Regions from separate parts of the Mus musculus genome. Here region 1 is linked to region 2. Evidence: chromatin loops called from intact Hi-C (ENCODE). Cell type or tissue: heart. All regions are shown on one strand.

Region 1 (2,500 bases), 150 kb after region 2:
TCAACTCAAACACAATGGGCTTTGTTACTCCAGTGTAAAGAGGAAACAGCCGTTTTGGCCTCCTCAGACTGTATTGTATGGCAGGATGGCAATTCTAGGCACAGGTTAGCTATTCAGGGTTCCCCAGCAAGTTAATTAGCTGTTTCTGAAATGCATGAAAATGTTCAGCATTTTTTCTGAAGCAAGTCTCAGAACTTTAAGCTTGGAAGGAGGGACCTGTGTGTTAGGAAGTGGGAAACAGAAAAGCGCCTTTTTGGTAGGGGAATGCAACACCTGTGACTTACCACAGAAAACACACAGACACTGTAATTTAAAAAATCTATTTAATTCTTATTTCTTTATTTTCTGATTTGAGTACTAGAACTGGAGGGCTCGATGAGATGCCTCACTCTTTGCTTGAGCGTAACTATGGGTTCTAAAGTCCTTCAGTGTGAAGCGGAGTAGCGGGGGGGGGGGGGGATGACTCCCCAAGGAACATTCAAGGTTCAGGTACCCTCAGGGAGTGTGTGTGTGGGGGGGGTGGGGTGGGGGACGATGGGGATCTTGTCTGGACAGAGAGTCCTGCAAGTGGGCTTGGCGACCTTTGCTGTATCTGATGATTTAACACCGGGGTAGGGGAGGGCGAACGCAGCAAGGTGAAGAGGTTTGTGAGGAGGAACTCTGCCCAGAGACTTCCAATGGAGCAGAAGAGTGTGCGCCCCGCCAAGTGACAGCACGCCCCGCTGCCGCCGCTCCCCTCCCCCCGCAGCTAGTCTCCAGGCAGAAGAGTCTCGCGCCAGCCCGTTCTCCCCCTCGTCACTCGTCCGGGAGGACCGAGCCACAGCGGGAAGCCCCGCCAGTCTCCGGGCAGCTTGAGCCCCCGAGCGCTCGCCCAGCCTGTCAGTAACCGCCGTTTGCGCCTTCTTTCTTTCTCCACACCCCCTCTTCTTCCTCCTCTTTTCTTTTCCCCTCTGCCTTTGTCCCGCTTAGTAACTGAGGTCCGACCAATCGCCGCCTTACCGGCCGGCGCCGGCTATCTCCTGATTGGCTCGCTTGGGGCGCGCAGCCGTCTCCGCTCCTCAGCTGGAGCAGGGCAGACAAAAGACGCAGGCTCGGGCTCCGGCAACCGGGCTCAGCCAATCACCATCCGCCCCCCACTCTTGGAGGAGCTCGCGTGCGCCCGGCTCCGACTCCTGGCGAGCGGCCAGCGCCCGGACTGTACCATTCTGAGCGAGGCTAGGGGGTAATGGCAAAGTCTGATTAAAGTGTCGAGTCTCGCAGGCTGACGGGGAGAGTTAAAAGTCGAAGCGGAGGGTGGTGGCAGTCTTCATTTCTTAGGCACTTGACAATCTTTGCAGTTAAGGTGCAAAGGAGTGGAAAGGACAGTCGAGCTACCGGCTCTTCCTCCTGTCCTGCCCGGTTGGTTGGCGCCTCAGCGGGGGTGGCAAGGGGGGAGGGCGGGGGAGGAGGTCCCCTCAGCGCAGTTAAAATGAAACTCTAGTGGTTGGAGCCAGGGCAGAGCGTGAGGGGAGCCGGCGCTGTCGTGGTTACCTTTACTACTCGGGCACAGTCGAGCTGACTGGACTCTCCAAGGGGTCGCCATCCCGAAGCTGCGGAAGCTTGGGTTCCCAGCCTGACGCGAATAGAGCCCGAGTCCCAATCCCAGAGGGAATCGCTCTCCGCAGACCAGTGGGACCCCGAAACTTGAACGCAAACCCCCTTTTCAAGCCTTTGTCACTTCCCCAGCTTTCTCCCAACGCGTTCTTTTTTCCCCCTTCCTCTCCATTCTCTCTTCTCCGAAGGACACAAAAGTGGCTTCCGCTGAAAGATTAGGAGGCGGTGGGAGCTTTTCCCTTTGGAGAGCGATTGTGTAGGAAGGATTTTCGGGAAGCTGCTTTTTAACACCACTGCTCTTTGCTTTCCGAGCTTCCCTGTAACCCTCTGAGGTAAAAACCCCGTAGCTTGAAAGTTCGGGGTATTTTGTTGGGTGCTTTAGGAGGAGAGAAGAGGAGGACCTTGTCCTCATCCTAGTAGTTTGGCTGGACTTGTACTGGCCGTTGGAAACCCCCAAGTACATTTCCGTGTGGAACTTTTGCAAATATATATTTAGATTTTAAATATCAGATAAAAGATATATATGCTTTTTATATATTTCCCGACGACCTGCCCCTGACAGCGCGATGTACAATACGGTGTGGAGTATGGACCGCGATGACGCAGACTGGAGGGAGGTGATGATGCCCTATTCGACAGAACTGATATTTTATATTGAAATGGATCCTCCAGGTATTTGAGAGCAAACTTGTTATTTTTATTATTTTTTAAAATTTTTGGATGGGTCTGATTTGTGCTTAACAAAACCCCGGTGACGTTTTCAGGCCAGAAGTATTCTTGGGTGCGCCAGGTTCGGGATGAGGGGTAGATTGCAGTTATAGCTGCAGTAAAACTGCTCTGGCTTACACCTTTAAAGTTTGCAGTTAGGACCCTGATCCCATTGTCCTGAGGGGGTGGGGGCGGGGGG
Region 2 (2,500 bases):
TAAGCTACGTTAAAGACTAACGTTAGTTTTTTGCTTCACGCACTTATCAAGTTAGAACCTCAAAACATTTATCAAATTAGAACCTCAAAAACCTGGGGGGGGGTTGTTTGTTTGTTTACACAAGTTTATCAGTGCAGCATTATAAACTCCAGTTACACTTTCACATTCCTGGTTTGGGGAAGCCAATCCCGAGAAAGACTAGCTATTAATCTGCCCAAGGTCAACCAAAGAATTCTGAAGGTAAGTAACGGAAACCACCTCTCTGGACCCCGCAAACCCTAGGCTATAAACCCGGACTAAGAGAGCCCCGGGAGGTGCTTTGTTGAGCTAGGTCCCGGGCCCGCCAACCTCGAAGCCTTACCTCTTTGGGGTCTCCAGATCCAGTGAGCATCTTTCGTTCGTCCTCTAGTCCCATGTCGGGAGCCGGTTTGGGATCCAACAAGCGCAACCAGAGTAGTACTCCACTTCAGGTTTAAGAAGGACTAGTAAGGGTCACTCGACGGATATCCGGCGACCTGGCCGGAAGTGCGGCATACTCCTCGTAGTCCCGAACACACGCACAAATTGGGCTGTACTACTCGCTAGCTACGAGACGTAGGGGGAGCTGCTATATACGCCTGCAAAGAATTTGCTAAGAAACATCCTTTCGGTCACTTCTTGCCCAAATGTGTTGATCTACAGTATTTTTCCAAGTAGTATTCCCTAAGATACTTGAGTCATCTGCTCCTCTGTTTGACGATCTTTTAATGTTGTTTCTGTTCTTCCCCATATCCCTTATGGAGCGGTCCTAAAAGCTGACCTCTTCAAGATGGCGGCCCGCGGGTGTCATTCTCGGGCTCGCGCACCTCCCCAAGATGGCGGCGCCCGAGGCCTGGCGCGCCCGGAGTTGCTGGTTCTGTGAGGTAGCGGCAGCAACGACCATGGAGGCCACGTCCCGGGAGGCGGCGCCAGCGAAGAGCTCGGCCTCGGGCCCCAGCGCTCCCCCCGCCCTGTTCGAGCTGTGCGGGCGGGCAGTGAGCGCCCATATGGGGGTTCTGGAGAGCGGGGTGTGGGGTAAGTCGCGGAGTGAGGGGCGACCTCCGGCAGCGAGCGGGGGCGGCCCGGCGGCCAGGGGGCGCGGGGGGCGAGGCCGAGAGGCCCGGGGCCAGGCCCAGCTGGGAGCCCCGGGAGTTCGATGGTGGAGTCGGAACAGAAATTCCGTGACTGACAGGGCGGGACGGAGTGAAGCCTGAGACCGAGGGAGCCGGTGAAGCCGAGCCGCGGCTCGCCTGGGGGGCGCGGGGGGCGAGGCCAGAAGGCCCGGTACGGGGCAGAGCTGCCAGGGCCCTAGCGACGGGGGCTGGAGTAGCAGGCCGGAGCCACAGGCTCGGAACTGACACTGGGCTGGACCGGACTGAACGGAGGATTCTCGGATCTCGAACCGACGGGGCAGGGATGGCCGGGCTGCCCCGGGGCAGGGACCGACTTTGGCAGGCCCGACCCGAGGCAAGGAGGCCAGGCCCGCAGCCACCTGCGCTGCCGGCCCGGGGCCTCCGCTGTCCGCCGGGCACACCACCGGTACCTGGACTCCGGGAGCCCCGCGGATGGGCGGGGTGGGACAGCCCAGTGGAGAGCGAGCGAGGGACCGGAGTCGCGGGGAGAAGCCGAAAAGGCTGGGAGCGCCGTGGCCTGTTTGACGGCCCGAGCGAGGGCTGAAGGGAGCGCACCGACGCCCCAGACCTCGCTGCTAAACTGAGCTGCGGGTCTGCCCGCCGAGCAGGTAGCGCCGGTGGCCTTCTGGATGGACCGGGGCGGTGGTGGAGAAGGTAGGAAAGTGAGTGGAGGGCTCCGGGAGACGCTCCGTAAGCACGGACAGGCTCGGGAGACCGGCCGGCGGGAAGGGCCGAAGAGGCCTCAGGCCGGGCAGGGGCCAGGGTATCCCGGACTGCGGAGCTAGAGTCGGGTGAGACGCGTCATGGGGAAGAGGCCTTGGGCCGAATAGGAGGGAGCCGAGGCCTTAGTTGTGAGAGCGGCCGGTACGGAGGGGCTGGACCCGGCTAGACAGTCCGCTCCGCTCCGGTGTGAGCCAAGGCCTTCTGCTCCCCGACCAGATGGCAAGGAGGCCCTGCTGGAGGAGGATACCGCAGGCCAGCGGCCTGGCAACTTAAGCGGGGAAAGGGTCCACGACGTGAAAAGTGAGAGTAGAGAGTTAAAGAGAAAGTTAGGGCCTTCAGGGGAGACAAGGGAGGGAGGCCATGGGCCTGACAGAATTGGTGCTAGTGGAGTAGGGTCAGGCTGAAGTTGGATGAGATCACAGGTCGGGCCAGACGGAAGGTGGAGGAGGAGAGGGTAACATCAGAGGAGGCTCCTGGCCTTGGAGTGTGCAGGGGATGTGCCACCGGGACTATCCAAGGTGGTGGTGACATCTTTGCCAGAAGGCAGGCCCTGGTCCGTTAAGAACTGAGAGTGAGGGTTTTGTTAAGCCCCAGGAGGTGGGTTTGCAGGATTGCTGCCCCAGAAT

What was found. Hi-C counts contacts between places; a loop is a spot of excess contacts. Peaks named below come from ENCODE experiments on the same cell type or tissue, not always from the same donor. Only the 100,000 strongest peaks of a DNase experiment are listed, where the experiment ranks them.
Region 1: a loop joins it to region 2, with 3 times the contacts of the local background. A loop is called at or near these places in 1 of 42 quality-filtered maps.

Annotation. Positions count from the first base shown.
Region 1 is chr4:116,220,149-116,222,648 of GRCm38, forward strand. Pik3r3 (phosphoinositide-3-kinase regulatory subunit 3) reads left to right here and starts at 1,460. Exons shown (of 10, transcript NM_181585.6): 1 at 1,460-2,265. The coding sequence starts at 2,160. In heart, no CTCF peak of the experiment used is centred here; DNase peaks (open chromatin) are centred at 1,043 and 1,493; H3K4me3 peaks cover 2,500 bases; H3K27ac peaks cover 2,500 bases.
Region 2 is chr4:116,074,555-116,077,054 of GRCm38, forward strand. It overlaps Uqcrh (ubiquinol-cytochrome c reductase hinge protein), which reads right to left and starts at 516. Exons shown (of 4, transcript NM_025641.3): 1 at 362-516. The coding sequence starts at 415. It overlaps Lrrc41 (leucine rich repeat containing 41), which reads left to right and starts at 715. Exons shown (of 10, transcript NM_153521.2): 1 at 715-1,053. The coding sequence starts at 855. In heart, a CTCF peak has its summit at 1,332; DNase peaks (open chromatin) are centred at 477, 927, 2,087 and 2,347; H3K4me3 peaks cover 2,500 bases; H3K27ac peaks cover 2,500 bases.